Regions from separate parts of the Homo sapiens genome. Here region 2 is linked to region 1. A link is an interaction called in ENCODE POLR2A ChIA-PET data of the cell type or tissue named here. Cell type or tissue: Panc1. All regions are shown on one strand. Each heading gives the region's core, and the rest is flanking DNA. Links, peaks and the distances in the headings are about the cores only.

Evidence for each region. ChIA-PET counts read pairs that join two places held together with the same protein. Peaks named below come from ENCODE experiments on the same cell type or tissue, not always from the same donor. Only the 100,000 strongest peaks of a DNase experiment are listed, where the experiment ranks them.
Region 2: POLR2A ChIA-PET joins it to region 1 with 8 read pairs; 4 of 35 experiments call an interaction of 5 or more read pairs at or near these places.

Annotation. Positions count from the first base shown.
Region 1 is chr6:142,388,533-142,396,867 of GRCh38, forward strand. ADGRG6 (adhesion G protein-coupled receptor G6) reads left to right here. Exons shown (of 25, transcript NM_198569.3): 7 at 1,726-1,811; 8 at 4,416-4,468; 9 at 5,364-5,426. Among named protein-coding and RNA genes, the nearest start is that of ADGRG6, 91 kb to the left of the region's middle. In Panc1, for the core only: no CTCF peak of the experiment used is centred there; no DNase peak of the experiment used is centred there; H3K27ac peaks cover 2,645 bases.
Region 2 is chr6:142,164,819-142,168,818 of GRCh38, forward strand. It overlaps VTA1 (vesicle trafficking 1), which reads left to right. Exons shown (of 8, transcript NM_016485.5): 2 at 1,410-1,504. Among named protein-coding and RNA genes, the nearest start is that of VTA1, 20 kb to the left of the region's middle. In Panc1, for the core only: no CTCF peak of the experiment used is centred there; no DNase peak of the experiment used is centred there; H3K27ac peaks cover 1,650 bases.

The DNA.
Region 1 (8,335 bases), core at 2,553-6,552:
CAAAAATACATTTAATACACCCAACTTGCTGAACATCATAGCTTGCTGAACCCACCTTAAACACGTTCAGAACACTTACCTTAGCCTACAGCTGGGCAAAATCATCTAACACAGAGTCTATTTTATAATAAAGTGTTGAATATCTCATGTACTTTATTGAATGCTGAACTTAAAGTGAAAAGTGAAATGGTCATATGGGTACTAGAAGTACAGTTTCCACCGAATGCCTGTTGTTTTCCCACCATCGTAAAGTTGAATGATCTTGAACTGTAAGTAGGGAAGCTTCTGTATAGTCACAGAATATTATCAGGATCCTGAAATAACTCTTTGACCCTTGCAATTCTGAATTTCCTCCCAATCATTCAGAACATCTGTGATTTTATTTGATGAGATCCACAGTGTAAAAGTTATCTTTATATGAATTATTTGTTTTATATGTTCCTCCAAATATTTTTCATTCAGAACATTTTTTAAAGGAATATAAAAGTCAAGATCATTAAAATACCCGAAGAATTTTAGAAGTTGAAATAGTCTGCATAAATTAAACTCACCTGTGCTTGGACTTGTGCCAGTTTTATATATTTATATTACTACATCCAGGGGCAGCAATTTATATTGTTTAGCACAAGACTCTGATTCTTACTGGAAAGACATTCCTTTGGTAGTGGGACTGGAATTTGCATTTTGGTGGATTTGGAAATTCCCAGAGGCAAACTTTTACATTTTTTTTTCTACTGCCTCCCCACAATTTTTACTGTTTTCTTCAACATTGCTATAATTATGTATTTCTATATTTTGTGTGCCTATTTTACTTAAGACTTACCTAAACATAAGCATGAAGAAAGATGATCAACAAAGGAGACTCAAAAAATTTTCTTCTCTCTGTATCTTACCATAATTTAAAAGGGTATTTTTCTTACTAGCTACTTTGACTAAAGCACCCATTTACAGCTATTTAGCAAACCCTTGCTGGTGAGTTTGATTTTTCATTTTAAAAAATCAGTTTACTTTAAAGATTCCCCCCACCCAAAGAGCAGAATCTTCTTTACAATAAGGTTTTCTTTTTATTTTCTTTTTCAAGTGATTTAGTCCAATGAAAATTCTACCTGCAAATATTGTTTCTTTTTTTCCCTCTATTTTGGTATAAATGAGCATATTTAAGAAATTTTGATGAAAAGTCTGGTGAAATGCAGCCTAGTAGTTTAATAGAAGTATTTTATTAAGCAGGGGAAAGAGAGGAAAAGGAGAGGAATTAGGGTAGTAAGTATGTGTATGCCTGTTCTGCTTTTTCAAGTTAATTCCTCCATATGATCTCATTCAAGTTTTCACATCCCAAACTCTTTATCATTCTTTATAATGCACAGAAAGCATAATGCCTGTTATAAGAAGTCAAATTGTACATGAAAACAGTTAACACATTACAGACAGTAGATATAAGAAATCTATAGAATTAAAAATATGAAGAAACATATGCAAGTAATAAGAGTAAGCTAATTGATAACTATTTCTAAGAAGTTGGAAGGTCAATAAGCTTAACATCAAAATATTTCAGAACTTTTTTTGCCTATGTAGAAGGTGTTTCTTTTAACTTATATTGTAAATTATGTGATTATGAATAAAACTATATGATTATGTAAGACTTACATGATCATAACTTTAAATTGTTTGATAATTATATAACTATAAACATATAATTAATGGACTAATCCTATTTCCAATGGGCAGATGGAATTATCTATAGAATATCCGTAGTGATTCAGAACATCCTTCGTCACCCTGAGGTAAAAGTACAGAGCAAGGTGGCAGAATGGGTAAGTGAGCTTGTAACTTTTCTTTTTTAAAAAAATTCTTTAACTTCTGGGAATCTGGAAAAGACTAGTTAACTGAATCCACAGATCATACTGAAACACAGATGGTATTCATTAGAAATATATGAGTAGATATGTAAGTGAGGTGTTGTCCTTATGCATAGGAAGAGAAGTACATTTGAATAAAGGATAAGAACTGAGCCTAATAGACTATCAATGTCTTAAATAAGAAAAGTATCGCACAAATGGAAATAGATTTTGGTGGCAACAGGTATCTGTATTTCATATTAGATCCATGTATTTTCTGCTATATTTTTAAATAGATTATTTTAAAAATTGTTTGAATGTTTGATCAAAACCAGCAAGTATGAAAAGACGCATTATGAAAGTCTTCCACCCATCCTTGCTGCTCATCTGCATGGAACCAACCCAATAACCAACAGCAAATAGGAAATCACTATTAGTTTTCTCCGCTTTTTTCCAGATTTCTTTGTGCACATGAAAGAAAATTAAACTATAGATTCTTATTTTCCTTCTTTTTTACACGAAAAGTAGTATACTTTACATACCGTTCTATACCGTACTTATTTTTATTGTTGCCAGATTTGCAACATTAGAGAACTACATGTTTTTTTTGTTTTGAAAAAACAATGCATAATATTTCATTATGTGGCTGTTCAGTCATTTATTTAGCAGATCTTCTGTTGATGGACAGTTAGGCTGTAATTTATTTAACCAGTATCCTATTGGTAAACATTTTGTAGTTTTCAATTTAAAAAATTTAACATTTTATTTTCTTCTTTTTCTTACAAATACAACACATGGATTTTTTCATTTTCTTCTTCACAATAACAATCTCAATTTTATTTTCCATAGGTTTCTATTTTTTCTATTATTTCATTTCCTACCTACAGCATACTGTGAGACTTTGTACTTCTTTTTATATATAATGCTGTTACAGTTCAAACAATTTTTTTAATTGAGTCACTATACATTCTGAAATAAGAAAAATGGGTTTTCATATATATTTGGTGTTTGATAAACGTGTCTTTGGTAGCAAAAGAAAGTTTACGCATTGAGAGGAAGTGGTAGCTACACACACACACACACACACACACACACACACACACACACACACAGAGACATCTATATATATTTGAAAAATAACTGATAGAAAACAGTCTTCATTTTAAAGGCAGTACTCTTTAAAAAAAAGTTGACCATAGGTAACAATAGTAGGTAATTAACTCTGTTACAAAGTTGGTGAGAAAGGTGAAATCCTCTACTGAAATAAAAGAAAAATACTACGTTTGATTTTTGGGAATGCCACATTGAGATTAGTAACTCATTCAAATACTAGGAGATGTTTAACCTCTCAATGGAGAGAGCAGGCTGCAGAAAGAGTATATTCTTTCTGTGTATCCCATTTTCTTTCCAGAGTTGTTCTTTTTGTTTAAAGTTAGAGTGATTTCAGAAGATAAAATTCTTTATTTTCATTCTCAAATAAGCTACTGTTAGCTTATTTGTGCAAATAATGGGTAATGTTATTAATCTAAATTTAGCATTCACTAGAAAGTTTGTGCTAGATAAGGTATAAGCTTACATTTATATTTACTTCATGCATGGTTTTCAACATAGCTTTATTCTCATCTGCAGCTAAACTTTACTAGACATTTTTGTTTAAAATGCAAGATACCAAAGCAGATACTTGATAACAGAGAAAATATAAATAGTGTACCTGTTTCAAATTATTACTATTTACAATTTTAAAATAATTTAACATTTTTTTTGCCAGGATTCCCTAAAACTTACATTCAGTTTTAGAAATGCTTAAAAGAGAGGCTAAATGTGTGTATGAAACAAGGCCTAAATCACTATTCGGAGATGATATGTAAATAGGAGTCTCTCATGTCAGTGAGGGAATCTCGTTTTGCAGTTGTATGGGAAACTGCATCATAGAAGCTTCTTTATATTGGAGGAATCCATTGCTTCATTAAAAACTCTTATGCTGAGACCATAAAGACTGCTAAATAACCACATAATAAATACATAGTTCCAATAGTATTGAACTTATTTTATTTTTTTAATTTATATTGTTAATTTATAATTTTTCTTATTACTAATATTGTGAGATGGTAATTACTAGAAAAATGTTTAGTGTATCTTAGTGTTGTTAAATGAAGAATAGAGAAGATATTTATTGCAAATCTTCTTTAATATGAGGGCTAGAGAGGAAATGATAGTTTTCCAAACAGACAGACTTGGGTTCCAATCTGGCATCTGCTACTGCTTACTTGGGTGATCTTGGGCAAACCATTTCTTATCTGTGAAAGCTCAGTTTCTTTATATATAAGACTATGGGGTGTGTGGGGATAATACCTATTTCATTGGTTGTTGTGAGGATTGAAAGGAATAACATTTATCAAATTCTTGGTATACAGTGATCCATTAACTGTTACAATGATCCATTAACTGTTCACTCCTCCAACTCTTCAGGATTTTCCCAGGGTCTTATCTCAGTAACAACTTATGTTTTAGGTAGAAACTTGAATTAGATATTTTTTAAAGGTATTAGCAAAACTCAGCCTTTTCCATTGTGTTTTCCAGCTCAATTCAACCTTCCAAAATTGGAACTACACGGTTTATGTCGTTAATATCAGGTAAGACAGAATAAATTATTTGATAAATTAAAAGTAGTGTCTAATTTAATGCTACTATTTGTCTCTCTGATTGTACCAAAATATACATACAAATACACACACATAGCTACTATATACATAATCTTTCTAAAACAACTGTGTATTAGTTCATTGCACAAAAAACCTCCATGCTGCAGCGATGGTTTTAAACTGTTTTGATCATGCATTACAGTTAATTTGTATTTGTTTTAAATCATGTTATAATGTGTCAAAAATTAAAATCGGATAATTAAATATAAATAGAAGTTGTTAGTTTCTTCTCACACCCTGGTGGATCACCTAGAGCACCCCCTGGTTGTGTGTACCCATTTCAAGACCACTTTTTTTTCCAGATCTAATTTCGTACATCGACAGTCTGTCTGATTGCAACCTAACTTTTCGAAATTATCCTTCACTGTATTTATATTTAAATCCTCCACTATCTTCAGCAATTTGTATTGTCCATATATCCTCCTGTGTACCTTGTTTTCATAGTTCTATACCTGAACTAGTTTTCTAAAGTGTATGTCATGACCCCTAAACATATATTCTGTGAAGATAAGAGATTTAATAACACAGAACAGGTGTCAAATTGTCATATAAGTTCAGGAAGTACGTTATTGTACAAACTGAAGCAGATTTTTTTATCAGAACGTCTCAGTTTCTTTAGTGTAATAATATGAATTGTGAATCTTCAAAACAGAGCAAAAGCACACAGTTGCCTAGCTTTCTGAAAGAAGCTAGAACCTCAGGACACACATTTGAAAATATTGGCTTAGAATTCCCATTCTGTCTCTTTATTTCAGGTCCCCAAATTTTATTGTTGATGATGTAGTTGGTGAGGTGGATTAATGAATATATGTATTTGTGTTTTTAGTTTTCACCTGAGTGCTGGAGAGGACAAGATTAAAGTCAAGAGAAGCCTTGAGGATGAGCCAAGGTAACAGGACAAAGTATTGTAAAGAGTATAACATTCTTTCTCTTGCTCACTACTTTATCTGGTAGAGAAATGAAAACAATTAGATAGGAAAGAAAAACTTAATCACATAGCACAGTTATTTCTTTAGCACTGCTGTACACTACTTTTTTCTTGTAGTTAAAACTGTAATGTAACAGACTGGGTAGTAATGTATATCCAATGAAAAATAATTGAGAAATAGGGCATTTAAAATGGATGGATTATTATTTTTAGTATTTCCAGTTTATTTATCATAACCCATTGCCTCTTACTTGAAATTGCAAAGGTACCTTCAAAGAAAATAGCTTTAAATAAAGTGTTTATATATGATAACATCTAATAATATGGATAATAGATGCCTAAATGTTTTCAGCATTTAAAGCTATTAGTTAATTTTCTGAAGTCTCCCTTTTAATATTTATATCAGGATCATGCCTTAATCATGCAGGTAATTTAATGGATATGTCCAGCATATATGACCAGTTGGCATGTAAGGACCAAATGTTCAGAGTACTGTAAAACAAACAAAAAAACCCTAAATTTCCAAATGGAATAAATTTAGTTGTATTTAGGTTATTCAGGTCATGTATTGCATCTCTGTAGATTTTTTTTTTTTTTTTTTTGAGACAGAGTCTCACTTTGTCACCCGGGCTGGAGTGCAGTGGTGTGACCATCACTCACTGCAGCCTTGAACTCCTAGGCTCAAATGATCCTCCTGCCTTAGCCTCCTGAGTAGCTGGGGCTACACACATGTGCTAGCATACCTGGCTAATTTTTAAAATACTATTTTTGTAGAGACTGGGTCTTGCTATGTTGCTCAGGCTCATCTCAAACTCCTGGCCTCAAGTAAACCTCCTGTCTCAGCCCCCCCCAGAGTGCTGGGATTACATGTACAGGCGTGAGATGTCATATCTGGCCTCCATACAATTTTTTAAAAATTTGTTGTGAAGCAAAAGTTTCTATAAGTCTTGCTGGATCTCAATAGACTGAATTAAATCTTATGGATATACAGCCCTGATGACGGAGCTTGCTTCTTTTCAGGTGATATCTTCTTACTATGAAAAGATAAAATTTCATATGAGAATTGACCAGAGAGCTTTTTTTTTCTTTTCAACACTAGAAAAACAAATGTTTTGAAAGTTATATTGAAAGATGTCATTTTTGTATACATAGTAAATGGACTGGATTGAGCCATGTGATTAGGGAAACTTGTTTTTATTTTCTGGTATTATAATTTTTTCTTTATGATATGAAAACACAGTAGTATATTTCAGTACTGTATTCTTGAAGGTGACAGAACTCTTCTCCACTATTTAACCAAATAATTTTTTTCAATCCTTTCTGTTAGGTCATATTGCATCTTCAGTAATGGATCCAGCAGCAATCAGGATCCCTTTGCTGGACACTTTGTGTAGCAACTGGGACAGCCCTGGGTTTGGTAGATATAGCCAATGGTATACCTTCTTCAGGCAGTCAGCGTCCGCTTTTTAGTGTACTTACTGTGGTTCTTCTACTACCTGGTGATACTAAAATCAGCCATCGTTAGTACATGTCAGCACCTCAGAAACTCTTCTTGAAGGACATTTAAATTCATGGGATTTCAGTTTCCTGGTCTTCAAAGCAATGAGTAATTTTACAGAAAATTATAGGGAGAATGAACTGAGACAGTGTATATAGCAAAATCCACATATTTAGGGGCTTTTTGGTATGAACTCTTGCCATTATTTAATATTTATGTTTATAGCCTTTCTTGTCTCTTTTTTCTATTCTCTATGGCTCTTACCCTCATTGGTGAGGCTTTATAGTCTCAGTTTTTGTCAAAACCACAGTCTACTACTTTTACATACATTGTTTTTTAAAAAAACTTTTCCTTTCAATTTGATTGTATCACTTAACACAGACCATAGCTTCAGATAATGCTGTCATACTCTATTGCCTAGACAGACAGGAAACCAAAGCCACAGAGAGGTTTTTTTCAAATAAAGAATGGCTGATGGTAACAACAGATAGAATGTAACTTTGTAGAACCATAAAATAGTTTCAGTTTTCAGGATGAGAGAGGAAAACACACAGATAAGACCTGTGAAAATGTATGGCTATTCCTGACTTGTTGGGTTTGGGTATTCAATATCACCCACAATACTTTGGGCTAATTATGTTCTCAGTATTCAAGACAAGTAAAAGGTCACATTCCCAGCTGTAAGTTCTCACCAACTGGAGTGGCGAAGCTTGTCTTTAAACAATGACTTAATCCAGGGATACTTTTTCATGGGCCATTTTAAAAATTGTTAAGCTATCATAGTCACATCTATGTTCACAGCTATCATTATATTCATTATGTTTGCCTCATCCTGAAATATGGCTTGTATGCGAATGGTAAGCAGTAGATCATTTTAGAGAGAGCTTTTCAGAGTTAATTATGAGAAGAGTAGAGCACCTATTCCTTGAAATTAGCACAGATATTTAGGAAAGAAAACTTGAGCTATTCTTTAATTTCACCTAGCCTTGAATAGCAAATATTTCACATATTCCTTCTTATTTTTTAACACCACAAATAAATTACTACTATAATACTTATTAATATTCATAGTTTCATAAATAAAATGTCACTGCCTCTCCACTAGACATTCCATAACTAGTTTAAAAACAATACTACCACTTTGTCTTTGGCGTGAAGACAGTAACTGATCTCAATAATATAACGTCTTATCTTATTCATTTCTCCTCTGAATATGAAGAAGAAACAATTTTTTTGTGAATCCAGAGCTTTCACATATAAGCAAAAGAAATTCTCCTCTACCTGACAAAATAATGTTACTTACTTTTACCTCAGTGTTAAATTAATAGTTTTGATTTCTGCTTTTGACTATAGCTGTGATTGTAGTGGAACA
Region 2 (4,000 bases), core at 1-4,000, 230 kb before region 1:
TCATTCATGTGTTTGTCTATTCAGAAAATGTTTATCAAGGGCCAACCACTGTCCTAGATGCCAGGGATACATCAGCAAACCAAATAGACTAATATCCCTGTCATCATGGAGTGTAAATTCTAGTTAGGGTACAGACAGGTTAAATACATAGAAGATTCCCTTTGGTGGGGGAACGTTATATCTCTACTTCATACAGTATAAAGAATTGTTACAAGTCAATTTGTTTAAAAGCAAACCAATTTGACAGAAGATTATTTTATTTTGATAGCTATCCTTAATTCATAAAGGAGAATATGGAGCTATTCAGTAAATATCTAACAGTTTTTTAGTGGTTAGGAAAATATAAAATCAAACAGAGTGTTTTTAGTCTTCAGATTGATAGGAATGTAAGTTTAATAAGTTTTTTGTGAGTTTAGGCAAAATGAGTGCTTGTATATGTTGCGGATACAATGGTGTATTGATACTTTTGTTTTGGGGGGCAGCGTAACCGTAGGTCTCAAAATGAAACAGGCACAGAGACTATGACCCAAGAATCTCACCTCTTGGTTCCCCTGGGAACTCTCTTGCATTATGCCTAAGGAGGTATTTTGCAATTCAGGAGTTTTACTATCAATCTTCATTCAAAAACTTCGTTGCATTTTGTTGTTGCATTTGTGCACAACAGTTGTAATGAAAATTTGAGAGCTACCTAAATGTGCTTTTGTTAGCATGATGCATTCATGCTGTAGAACATTAGCACTGACACAGATCTCTAGGACATATTGTTGAATGTAAGGGGTAAATTACAGACATTGTATGTAAACATCAGTGGTAACAGCAGTTACCACTAGAACTGTTCACAGTTCTTATCACTGGGAAAGCTACTGAAATTGTGGTGACAGCTATTTAGGTTTAGCCTTATCTCAGTTGTTTTTATTAACTTTTTAAAGAGAAGGTATATTTATTCAAAGAGAGAGTATATGTAAAATTACTATAGCAATTCTTTCTATAAACCTCAGTTCAAGTCTCATTTCCCACTATCCCAGCCCATTTTGAATATTTTGTCAGTATCACTTATTTGGCACTTGGCAGGTGCTCTTGTACATATGGTTGTTTGCTGTGTGCTCTGTCTTACCAATTAAATTATAGGTGCCTTTGACAGCTTAGGACATACCTAGTCCTCTTTTTTTTTTTTTTTAACATAATACCAAAAGAGAAGGCCTTATTTGATAAAAAAATTTATCATGAATGTCTTGCATTCTTTGGATAATATTTTTGTGCTTTTTAGGTTTATAACTTCCATAGTAAATCAGTTTTATTTCTAAATTTACTTGAATTTTTAATTATTTATTAGCAATTATATTTTAAACACTCATAAACATGGATGTTTAAAAATGAAATTGTTCAAATTATCTTACTTTTCTTTCTAGGTCGTTTATACGCAATGCAGACTGGAATGAAGATCGATAGTAAAACTCCTGAATGTCGCAAATTTTTATCAAAGTTAATGGATCAGTTAGAAGCTGTAAGTTAACCACTGATCATTTATTTTCTGGTTATGGTTAAAATACCATTTTATTCATTTGCGTGTCTGTGTTGTCATTTTAGTTCTTTCCCTTGGCAACAATCAAACAAAGCCATTATACCTGAGGAAAAACTAGTAATAATTTATTTTCATTTATTTGCTGTATACTTCCAGAGAGGTTATGAGTGTTAATTAAAGTATGTTCAAGTATCTTTGCATATGCCATCATATCTTGTTCCACATTATTATAGATGGCCTTTGGCTCCTCCTTTTATAGGTGAAAAACCCCTCCTTTTTTTTTTTTTAAGTTGAGACAGGGTCTCACTCTGTCACCCAGGCTGGAGTGCATTGCAGTGGCGTGATCTCTCGGCTTGCTGCAACCCCCACCTCCCAGGTTCAAGCAATTCTCTTACATCAGCCTCCCACGTAGCTAGGACTACAGGCACACGCTAAACGCGCCCGGCTAGTTTTTTTGTATATTTTGGTAGAGATGGAGTTTGACCATGTTGGCCAGGCCTGTCTGAAACTCCTGACCTCAAGTTATACACTCACCTCAGCCTCCCAAAGTGCTGGGATTACAGGCATGAGCCACCATGCCCAGCCGTGAAAAACCCTTTCTAACCTTCCCTTGCAGTCACGTGGATGATTAATTTGGGAATCTTAATATTTCTTATAATAATGAAATAATGGGCTGTGTATTTAGTGAAAGGAACAATGAAGGAAATGATGCCAATTACTTATCCTTTCTTCCTCCCTCTCTGGGGTCCCAGGGCAAGATATTCTTATGGTTTAGGCATCCTTCCCTCCTAGCAGGAATGTCGTAGGTGACTAATTAGTCACCTTCTTGAACCTAATATAACGTCACAGATCACTGTAGAGGTACTTTTGGAGAAGTGCCTATTGGATTGGATGTCAGTGCATAAAGAAGGCAGTGCCAACCTTAGTAGTCACACTTAGTAATGAGGACTCTGTCCTGTAACTCCTGGACCCAGCCATACCTGGTTTCTCTTTTAACAAAGTCAGGGTACACTCATTAATTCATCTCCTCCAAGACTGTTACATTAATAGTCGTGACTTACTTTTTATTTGCTTATTTAGATATCCAACCTCAGGAGAATTAGAAACCTATTCTATCAGTTGTATTATTTTGCTTAGAGAAAATTTAGACAAATAAAAACCAAAATGAAAACACACTAGTCAGCCCAGAGCTTTTTATTGTTTTCATTGTTTTTATGTATTGTTAGGAGGTTATGATTCAAACAAGACTTATGCGAAGACAGAACTTCCTACCTAGTTGTATAAAGCAGCCATGGGCAGTAGTGTTCTCTCTCACTTGGTGTGGCTGTCTGGCTTACTGACTCCTGTCGTCTGCTACTGTTAACTACCCAAAATCAGCCTCATGGCAGCACTGAGGAAATTCAGCTGTTCTGGAGCCTATCTGGCCTTGCATTTCTACAGCTGCTTCTATGGATACAAGATAAATTTGAGTACTCTCTTTCTAGGGAATGGGTTGGGGTAGAAGGGAGAATGTTTCTCACACATAGCAGTATATTTGTAAAATCCAACTCTAGCATTTTGTATAGTATAATGTCTCTTTATTAACTTCACTGTATAGCAGTAGTAGCTCAGATAATAGTTCTTGGGTAAGACAAAATTCAAACGTTTTCTGAAGTGTAAAATCACATTTATAAAGGGACTCATCAGGAATTTATCACTATCTGCATTAAATGACAGGTAAGATAAATGTATTCCATGGTAAGGGCACACTGTGGTGTTTGTATTACAGTTTTAAAACTTCAAGTATATTATGTTTTTGCTGTCAGGTATTTTCTGATGAAGATGAGATGAAGTGGCCTACTCTCACTAAAATTGTTCTACAATGAAATCTGCCTTTACAAATGATTTTGCAGTTTGGATACACAAATTACTGTTATCTGTGGGGATTTTTTTTTTCTTTTTTCTGTTCTTGTTCAGGATAAACATAGATAAAATTTCCTTAAATTTCAGCATTAAATCTTTTCTGGACCATAAGTTATTCTGTTTAATTATGAAAGTATTTACTTTGCTGATTTTATGAAAAATCCTGGGGCTTCTTTTAATTTAATTTTTTACTTTATAACATCTTTGAAAAAAGCAGTTTTTAATTAACTAGTTTGATGCTCAGATCTGATACTCCAGAGAGTTATTTTATTCCTGTATTGTAGTCTGAGTAAAAATTAGGAACTTTTTTTAAATGCTTTAAATTATTGTGTCTATAGAAAAGGGCTAAAAATTTACAGATAGAAGTTGCATTGATTGCAGGTATATATTTGTCTAATTTTTAAAAGCTTCCATAATTTGATTCTGAGTTTGTCATCTTATACCTTACTTTGAATTAGATCTTTTTTGTTTTTCACACTATGTGCTCTGAGAGATATCATTATTATTATTATTATTATTATTATTATTATTATTATTATTTTGAGACAGAGTCTCGCTCATTCGCCCAGGCTGGAG